2 separate regions of the Homo sapiens genome follow, and region 1 is linked to region 2. A link is a loop called in an ENCODE intact Hi-C map of the cell type or tissue named here. Cell type or tissue: K562. All regions are shown on one strand. Region 1 overlaps EMC3 (ER membrane protein complex subunit 3). Region 2 has its middle 18 kb from the start of CIDEC.

What was found. A loop is a pair of places that touch in the nucleus more often than their neighbours do. Peaks named below come from ENCODE experiments on the same cell type or tissue, not always from the same donor. Only the 100,000 strongest peaks of a DNase experiment are listed, where the experiment ranks them.
Region 1: it touches region 2 in a loop (5-fold over the local background); 1 of 110 quality-filtered maps calls a loop at or near these places.

The regions. Positions count from the first base shown.
Region 1 is chr3:9,974,413-9,979,412 of GRCh38, forward strand. EMC3 (ER membrane protein complex subunit 3) reads right to left here. Exons shown (of 8, transcript NM_001394674.1): 2 at 2,977-3,034; 3 at 2,545-2,638; 4 at 1-76. Among named protein-coding and RNA genes, the nearest start is that of EMC3, 9.9 kb to the right of the region's middle. RefSeq lists an enhancer at 2,017-3,216. In K562, no CTCF peak of the experiment used is centred here; DNase peaks (open chromatin) are centred at 2,538, 2,759 and 4,759; H3K4me3 peaks cover 694 bases.
Region 2 is chr3:9,860,112-9,865,111 of GRCh38, forward strand. No RefSeq gene overlaps it. Among named protein-coding and RNA genes, the nearest start is that of CIDEC, 18 kb to the right of the region's middle. RefSeq lists silencers at 2,574-2,868, 3,974-4,268. In K562, a CTCF peak has its summit at 2,664 (motif pointing right); a DNase peak (open chromatin) is centred at 2,720; H3K4me3 peaks cover 874 bases.

The DNA.
Region 1 (5,000 bases), 110 kb after region 2:
ATCCATCCACCAATAAGAATCATAGGGAGGACATTTGTTACATTCCCTTTCATCATGTCTGTCAACATAGTAGGATCTAAGACAAAAGCACAAACAAGAAACCACTAAGTTTTACCTCTGTTGCCAGGGACTTTCTCCTGATTTTCTGTAAACTGTTTTTTTTTGAGACGGAGTCCCGCTCTGTCGCCCAGGCTGGAGTGCAGTGGTGCGATCTCAGCTCACTGCAAGCTCCGCCTCCCAGGTTCACACCATTCTCCTGCCTCAGCCTCCCGAGTAGATGGGACTACAGGTGCCTGCCACCACGCCTGGCTAATTTTTTGTATTTTTAGTAGAGACGGGGTTTCACCGTGTCAGCCAGGATGGTCTTGATCTCCTGAACTCGTGATCCGCCTGCTTCGGCCTCCCAAAGTGCTGGGATTACAGGCGGGAGCCACCGCACCCAGCGTTTTTTTTTTTTTTTTTTTTTGAGATGGAGTCTCACTCTATCGCCCAGGCTGGAGTGCAGTGGCATGATCTCAGCTCACTGCAACCTCCGCCTCCCAGGTTCAAGTGATTCTCTTGCCTCAGCCTCCTAAGTAGCTGGGATTACAGGCACACACTACAATGCCCAGCTAATTTTTGTATTTTCAGTAGAGACGGGGTTTCACCATGTCGGCCAGGCTGGTCTTGAACTCGTGACTGACCTCAAGTGATCTGCCTGCCTCGGTCTCCCAAAGTGCTGGGATTACAGGCGTCAGCCACCGTACCCAGTCTCAATATTTTTAATGTCTGCATAGGATTCCATGGTGTGGTCACACCAATCACTTTTGAGTAGACCTATCGATTGTTTCCATTGTTTTTGCCAATAAACGATAAATGATGCTGCCGACAATTATCTTGCACATACATCTGCATGTTTATGTGTTTCCGTAAGAGAATTTCTTAGAATTTCTAGGTCCAAGGATTTGTACATTTAAAATTGATAGATATTGTCAGACTGTCAGCAAGGCCCCACCTCTTGCCACTCCCGCCAATGGTGAGGGAGCCTAACTTCCTCGACCTTGACAATAGTGGATCCTGACAATCTTTTCAATCTTTTGACAGCTTACTGGGCTAAAAAAAAAAAAAAGAGATATCTTGGCCAGGCACGGTGGCTCACACCTGTAATCCCAGCACTTTGGGAGGCCAAGGCGGGCGGATCACGAGGTCAGGAGATGGAGACCATCCTGGCTAACACAATGAAACCCCGTCTCTATTAAAAATACAAAAAATTAGCCGGGCATGGTGGCAGGTGCCTGTAATCTCAGCTACTCTGGAGGCTGAGGCAGGAGAATCGCGTGAACCCGGGAGGCGGAGCCTGCAGTGAGCCGAGATCGCACCACTGCACTCCAGCCTGGGTGAGAGAGCGAGACTCCTTTCTGAAGAAAAAAAAAAAAAAAAAAAAAGATATCTTGTTTTAATTGATATTCCATGGATTATTAGTGAGGTCAAGTAACTTTTCATATATTTAATGGTCTTTTGTTTCTTGTAAATTTTCTTAAAAATTTGTTAAAAAATTAACTCCATACAACCTTAGTCACTCTCAAAAAAAATTAATTATAATACCTTCCGTATGGGTTTAAAATAGCTGGTTATCTCACCTAAAGAAGTGAATAGTACTAAAATGAGAGGAGTCAACACAGAACAACAAATTACTTTGTTTTACTTTTAGTTATTTTTATTTTTATTTTTCGGAGATGGAGTCTTGCTCTGTCGCCCAGGCTGGAGTGCAGTGACGTGACCTCAGCTCACTGCAACCTCCACCTCCCAGGTTCAAGCAATTTCCTGCCTCAGCCTCCGGGGTAGCTGGGACTACAGGCACCCACCACCACGCTAGGCTAATTTTTGTATTTTTAGTAGAGACGGGGTTTCATCATGTAAACCAGGCTGGTTTGAACTCCTGACCTCAGGCAATCAATCCACCTGACTCAGCCTCCCAAAATGCAAGGATTATAGGCGTGAGCCACCACACCTGGCCTGTTTTACTTTTAACATGCTATATTTTTCACATGACTGGTATCAGTGGAAGTAGAAAATGTTAGAGCCAAAACTGTAGGGTAGACCAAACAATCACGTCTAACAACAAAGTCAACAAAATGGCACATCTTGGAAGTACTGCACTCTTCCTCATTTAGGCAGAAGCTGGGCAGCCATCTATTGGAAGGGGATCCAGGCACTGGGTGACAGCCAGGCTGGAATGCTTTACCAACTGTGCTCCCTAGAATCCTGGGTCCTGAGAACAGCAATAAGGAGAGACCCAGGGACAATAGCTCTGGCCTCCCCACTCCATCAGCTGAGAACTATTTTTTTTAATCCACTTTATACATTGGGGTTCTCAGAAAATCTAACTGAAAAAGAGAATTCCACTTCCATAGATCCCTGTATCAGATGATTTCTAAGGTCTAAGATTACTATCTTTTGCAATTTAACATTTAAATAAAATGACACCCTCCCTGCCTACCCCACCCCACTCAAATACCCATGTTAAAAATCTTCCTTAAAGATGAGTGAAGGGAACAAACATACCAGTCATAGGAGAAGGTGGCACTACCTTCCGTTTAGTTTTTTTGAAAAATCCATCCTCTGGGTTGTTGAAATAATATTTTCGTGTCAAGAAAGACTAGTAAAAAAAAAAAAAAGTGTTTTAAGTCTAAGAACTATGACACAGCAAACTGTTAAATTACTCCCCAGTGGCTTAGTCAGAAGGCCTTTAGGATATGCTGTTCCGCTCAGAGCTGTCAGCCTACTTGGCAGGCGACCTGACACTTTAGCTGAGTCACATTTAAAAACAATTTCCTAAGAAGGGTGAGGTCACCATGAGAGCAAACACCACCAGGCCACAGCTTAATTACTAAGTTGCCAACCTTTAGCTTTCCCCAGAGCCCCCTTATAAAACATTCAGATATCTACTGCCCAACAGTGAATCGTGGAGCTTTTTAATAAAAGATAAATGAGTACCTGTTTGGGAATGTATTTTCCATTTTCCCTGAGGACTCTGCTTCGAATTAGGACTTGACTGAAAAATACAACCAACACAATGAGATTTTAAAAAGTGAAACACTAGAAGAAAATGGGAGAGTCAAGTAGAAGACCTATTTAAACACAAGAGAGGGCCTATTTGGCAACAGCTCTGTGTGGAAACTTCCCAAAATACAAGTATCTTTAAAACCAACGTAAACTTATTTAACCTAACTACTAGGTTTTCAGAAAAGTATTTTTCAAAAGTGACTGTGTTTCTGAACACATAAATATTTCAGAGTTAGGTACATTTGGGACATTACACTCAGCTTTTTCTTATTTGATAATAAGCTAGGAAGACACTTTCTCTGAGTGAAAAGAATAGTTGAACACTGCTCAGGAGATCTGGGGTCAGGAGAAAGGGAGAAGAGTGAGGATAAAAGAAGGAATTTCTTATTACCTACAGAGAAATGAGAACAGGCCTTGAGAGGGTTGCTATCTGATGGACAAATAGAAAATCTACCCAGAAGTCAGACTGTTAGAAAGCTCTCAGTAAACATTTATTGAATAAATAAATGAAATTACTAGGTGATCTTAAATCAACTATTAGAGCCATAGTTGATCAATAAATATCATGCTAGGCCAGGTGCAGTGGCTCACGCCTCTAATCCCAGCAATTTGGAAGGCAAAGGCAGGTGGATCACTTAAGCCCAGGAGTCTGAGACTAGCCTGGGCAACATAGCAAGACCCTGTCTCTAAAAAAAAAAAAAAAAAAAAAAAAAAAAAAAAAAAAAAAAATTAGCCAGGCTGGTGGCACGTGCCTGTAGTCCCAGCTACTCAGGAGGCTGCAGTAGAAGGATCACCTGAGCCCAAGAGGCAGAGGTTGCAATGAGCTGAGATGGCGCCACTGCTCTCCAGCCTGGGCAACAGTTAAGACCCTGTCTCTAACAACAAAAAAAGAATACAGTGTTATGCAACAAATGGGTGTTGCTAAGATGCAAATGACAAAACAGAGATCAAAATATTAATTTTTTTCTAGGTACTCAAAAGTTCATTAAAGGAGGAAAAGAGGAAAAGGCCCTTAAAGTAATGGAAATAGTCTTGAAACGTGAAAAAAAATTATGAACAGAAATGAACATAGTAAAACCTGTGCTTGGTAGGGGCCAGGCGCAGTGGCTCACATCTGTAATCCCAGCACTTTGGGAGGCCGAGGTGGGCGGATCACGAGGTCAGGAGTTTGAGACCAGCCTTGCCAACATGATGAAACCCTGTCTCTACTAAAAATATAAAAATTAGCCGGGTGTGGTGGCCTGTGCCTGTAATCCCAGCTACTCAGGAGGCTGAGGTAGGAGAATCACTTGAACCAGGAAGGTAGGGGGTTGCAGTGAGCCGAGACGACGCCATTGCACTCCAGCCTGGGGTGGGACTCCATCTCAAAAAAACAACAACAACAAAAAACAAACAAACAAACAAAAAAACTGTGCTTGGCTTCCTGTCTCTACTCAATACAAACCACTTGTTTTAAACAGTCAGTACCCCGGGGTTTCCCCTGTCACACTACACATATTCTAGTTTCTCCACATGCTGGGAATGTTCCAGTGCCCTTTCCTTTCCGAGTTCTACTCCATCATGCCTTAACATCTTCAAGTCTCAGCATCTCCACGAAGCTTTTCCCAATGCCTGGAGCCCTCGTGGAATTCTCTCTGCTTCCTCCTCCTGAGCTCATTATGCTATACAGTTCTCTACTTTATCTACAGGGCGCAACATGTAATACATTCTGCTCCCTGGATGCTAGTCTAAAGATACTCAAAGTGTGGTGAATGCTAGTCTGTGATAAGCACAGACACTGAGAGTAAGGATTTAGAGACTTTTATAATAATTTGACATTGTCACAACATCCAGATACATGATCAAAATATTTTACAAAAGTATTAGCCTATAAGAGATTAGAAATTTAAAAAACAAAAAACCCCAAAACTGGTCCTTCACCATTGACAGTATAAGAAGCACTGGGTCTAGAGTAA
Region 2 (5,000 bases):
GCCCTTGGGAGTCCTGTTTCAGACCCACCTCAACCACATGGCCCTGCCCTCATCTTATTTGCCTGGACAGCAAGGCCTGCAGAAACTGATTTGCTCATCCAATTTGGGGAACCTGAGCTCCCTGCTGGGCAAGCCTGATGGTTTCACAGCTGCCCATGATGGTTTCCTCGGCAACTTCAAATCAGACTCTGCTCCTTAGTTGCCAGCACCTTTACTAAAGAAGGTGGGGGCGGTGGGCAGAAAGCATGGGGGTGTCGTGTCATGGTGACAGGTGTAAGGAGAAGGCAAAGAGTTTTCCACTTCCATTGATGGTAGCAGTGGCGGCCACCTGACCCAGGGCACCATCTCTTCCTCCTGTTTGTCCCCTGCTTCCTCTGCCCTGCCACCTCCCCCTTCCTCCCCAATGAGGTCACTGCAGTTCTCTCTCCACCTTTCCAAGATAGATGCAGGTTGCTGCTCTCCTGAGGTCCCCACTAAGGCTGTGGCTTCTGATCCCCGCTGATCTCTTGGATTTTATTTCCCTGGCCCCCTCCCCCACCTCCTTTCTATTTGTCCCACCCCCATCCCCACCTTCCTCTGCCATTCCTAATCCTCCCATCCTGATTCCTCTTCTAGGTTTTCTCTGGCTAAATTATCTTTTTTTTTTTTTTTAGTAGAGACGGGGTTTCACCGTGTTAGCCAAGATGGTCTCGATCTCCTGACCTCATGATCCGCCCGCCTCGGCCTCCCAAAGTGCTGGGATTACAAGCGTGAGCCATTGTGCCCGGCCTTTCTTTTTTTCTTTTTTTTTTTTTTTTTGAGATGGAGTCTCATTCAGTCCCCCAGGTTGGAGTGCAGTCGTGCATTATCAGCTCACTGCAACCTCCAGCTCCCAGGCTCAAGCCATTCTCTTGCCTCAGCCTCCTAAGTAGCTGGGACTACAGGCAAGCACCACCACACCTGGCTAATTTTTGTATTTTTGGTAGAGAAAGGGTTTCACTATGTTGGCCATGGTGAACCGGGTGATCTGCCCGCCTCTGCCTCCCAAAGTGCTGGGATTACAGGCATGAGCCACCATGCCCTGCCAATTTTCTTTATTATATACTTGCTAATATCTGTCTCCTTACCCACCCCCCACCCCCCACCAGACCTTGTTTTGTGCAACACAGAATGATGAAAATCTAGAAACAGGAATCTCACTCTTGGCCCTAGCCAGGACTCAGGTTTTGTGAAGCGGGCTGGGGCAGGTGGAAAAGCAAGCCCCACCAAACCAACACCTAGCCTAGAGCCTGAGCGAAGTGCCACTCAAAACACAGCTCCTCCCTTTACTTTCCTGTAACCCGAGAATTCTTCCTGAAAAAGGTGGCCCCTGAGAACAGTCTAAAAGTGTCACAGGGTGGAGGGGCAAGGGTCCTGAGAGCTGGTCTTGCCATCTCTTGTCCCCAGTTTTCTTGAAGAAGTTGAGCTCCAGAGAAGAGGCAGGGCCAGTGGGGCATTTGGATTACGCTCCAAGTCTGATTCCTAGTCCAGCAATCCTGCCCCCAGAGGCTCCCTTTATCTGTCCCCTTGGCCAAGGAAGGGGCAGTCACCCCCTGCCCCCTGCCTGGCCACAGACAAAAACCATCAGAAGGCTGTCTGTGGGGCCCCAGAACCATGTGGTAATCGCCTAAGGAGTTGGAGCCCTTTAGCCTCAAGAAGAGGGTGGGGGACACAGCACCCTTCTGAAACCTAAACCACATTCTGGCCTGAGCCGTTTTACACTGTCTGTGCAAAGGTTGTGAGGGCCTCTAAGTGGGTCCTCTTGTTTCCCTGTCTTCTGAGGCCCAGGGCTTTCTCAGGGCCTCCGTGGGTCCCCCCCCTGCACCCATCACATAGAGCCTGGGTCCTGTCTGCCAGGCTCACACTCCCCACACCCATCTTGCTGTCCTATTTCCATCCCTACGACAGCCCCCTGGGCACTGCCAGTCCCTCTCTTAGAAGACTTTCACAGGCCCTGCCCTTCCGTTTTGTCAATCTAGTTAATGGCACCTTCTCCTAGAGAAGCCCTCCCTGAGCATCTCATCTGCAGTAGGGTCACCCCCATCTTCCACCCTCACTTTTCCTGGTGTTTCCTTCCTAGCCCGTCCCTATTGGGAGTTTTCTGCACTTACAGACCAGTCTCTCTCGCCCACCCGGGGGCCAGCGTGTCTGTCTTCTCTGTCCCAGCACACTGAATGATTATTTGTTGGTATAAATGAAACAGGAAGGCCCCTGAGGTGCTGGGACTGGCAGCCCTTCACCCCAGGTGAGGAAGGAGCCTTGAGGAAGGGGAGAGGACCAGAGTTAGTGGCCTTTCCCCACCCTGAGGGTCAGCCCCGGGCAGGGCGGGTCACTGAGTCTTGGGGGACCTGATGCCTGTGCCCTTGATGGTGGCCCGCAGGGGACGCAGCCGCACTGGGTCAGCTGTGGTCCTGGGGCAGTCGCGTCCAGGCAGGCGGCACTTAGGAAGGACAAACTCCAAAACCCAGGGATCCAAAGGATCCATGGGAAGATCGGGTGGCTCAGGGGAGTGACTCCCCGGCTTGGTCGGCGCTTTGAGGCCCCGGGGACCCAGCGGAGAGGGCTCGGGTGAGGCATCTGGAGGCGCTGAATGGGGCCGGGAGCCGCGGGACCCGCAGAGGGCGCCTGTCCGTGTGGGCGCAGCAGCGCCTAGAGGGAGGCGGCCCCGGCAGCCCGCAGGGGTCAGGCTCTGCTGGAGCAGGGGCGTCCCTGTCTCCGCTTCCCAGCGCAGGCTGGGTGGGGCCGATGGCCATTAAAGCCCCGCCCCCCGCGGCTCACCGCCGCCTGGCCCCGTCCCCGAGGCCAGAAAAGAGGAGACCCGAGGCCGTCAGACCGCCTGTCAAGGGCTGTCCTGGAGCCTGGCACCTTCCCCTCGCTCCCCGTCTGACCCCCAGAGGCCGTGCTGTCCAGGCTGACCCCGACTCTGAGCCATCGGGATGCCTGTCCACGCCTCCACTCCTGGGCCACTTCCCCGTGGGGCGAGCAGAAGGGCGGGCCGGGTGGGAATCTGTTGTACCCAGGGAAGGGAATTGCCAACAGGCCCAGAGAGTTTGAAGCCTGGGGTACTGTCACCAACAGGCCAGTAGCCTCGCAGCTGGGCCCTGCCCTAGAGTCTTCCTGCAGCAGGGCGCTTCTCCGGAGGAGCTGTGAATGTTTTCCCGGGTGGGGCTGAAGCCAGAGCCCAGAGGTTTGCCCCTGGGGCACGGATCCTCCAGGTCACTCGCCCCCCTACGGGCTGCAGTGAAGAAGGCTCTGAGGGGAGGATGGCCAGCGCCTCCCCTGCAAGGATAGGGGCCCCTGGGAACCCATTCCTGCTCTGGGGATTGCCTCCCTCCCCTACATCAGAGCCATCCACCGCAGAAGCTTGGCCAAGCTGACCACTCTGTCAGTGATCTCTGCCAGGGAGGCTGAAAGAACATCCAGCCCCACCCGTGGTCCCTTCCCGCCTCAGGCTATGTGACAGTATGACTCTCCACCTATTTCTTCGTTTCCACTGGAAACACTAGTAAAACAATTCCTCAGCCTCGACCCCAGGGAGCGGCCCCCACTAAACCAGCTGACGTGGGACCCCTGGGTCAATGCTGGCCAGGAGATGCGGCTGACATCAAAGACCCTGGGCCCCTGGGCCCCCTACAACCCTGGTCACGGTGGCCATGGGATTCCAGGCAGCACACATCTCAGAATCAGTATTTCCCCCACCCCACAAAAAATACATATATGGGTCGGGCGCGGTGGCTTGCGCCTGTAATCCCAGCACTTTGGGAGGCCGAGGCCGGCGGATCACGAGGTCAGGAGATCGACACCATCCTGGCTAACACGGTGAAACCCCGTCTCTACTAAAAATACAAAAAATTAGCTGGGCGTGGTGGCGGGTGCCTGTAGTCCCAGCTACTTGGGAGGCTGAGGCAGGAGAATGGCATGAACCCGGGAGGCGGAGCTTGCAGTGAGCCGAGATCACACTACTGCACTCCAGCCCAGGCGACAGAGTGAGACTGCGTCTCAAAAAAAAAAAAATTATATGCACAAATATGGGCATCGCTGGTAAGAAGAGTGGCAAAAACACAAGTGGTTCTCTTGTTTTGGGCTCAGACATGTGACTGTGGCATCACAGGCCCCCGGGATTTAGAATTCTTCTGAAAGGCATCCTGTGCACTCCCGAGCACCAGCTTGAACAGATGAAAAGGCTGAGCTGGAGGGGCTGGGACACAGTCCACCTTGACGACAGCTGCTCCTGGCTGTGCGGGGGGCCCCAGGAAAGGCCGTTCCCCCACTAGGACCGCCAGGCCCTACAGAGGCTCAAACTCCTTTGCTGTTTGGAATCTTCCCTCCCCAGCCCCCAAGCCTCATCAGAGGCTGCCTTTTCTGTTCACTGACCACAGCTGCTTTGACTCCATTAGCCTCGAGCTCCTGGAAGAAAAGAAAGAACCTTGTTTTCCCTGGGCTCAATGCCAAGAGACCATGGGCAGTTGCTCAAGATTCACTTGTGAAACTCCGGATCTCAGGAGGAGGGAAGCTTGGGACAAATACCGAGCCTCCCACCCCCACTCCAACTCTGTTACTGAGCACTTTACGGAAGGAGCAGGTAGGCCCCGCCACAGCTTCATCAAGGGTGGACTGGGATAGCTTCTGTGCTAATACAAACATCAGGCCTCCCTGCCAGACAGCCCACCCCATGGAGCCAGCCTGGCACCGGGCCAGCCTCCAGCCATAACTGCAAAAGAGCAGGAGAGCCCGGAATAGCAGGCCCTCTTCAGCGAGCTTCAGCCGCTTTGCCCATAGGCTGCAGGGTTTGGGTCCGCTGCCATAAATAGCTCCCAGACCATCTTTGGTAATATAGGCCTTTGCCTTAGTATTTACTACATCCAAATAGGCTTTATAGTAAGAGTAGTGAAACAATAGGTTTTGTTTTGTTTTTCGTTTTTTGTTTGTTTGTTTCTTTTTTGAGACGGAGTCTCACTCTGTCGTCCAGGCTAGAGTGCAAT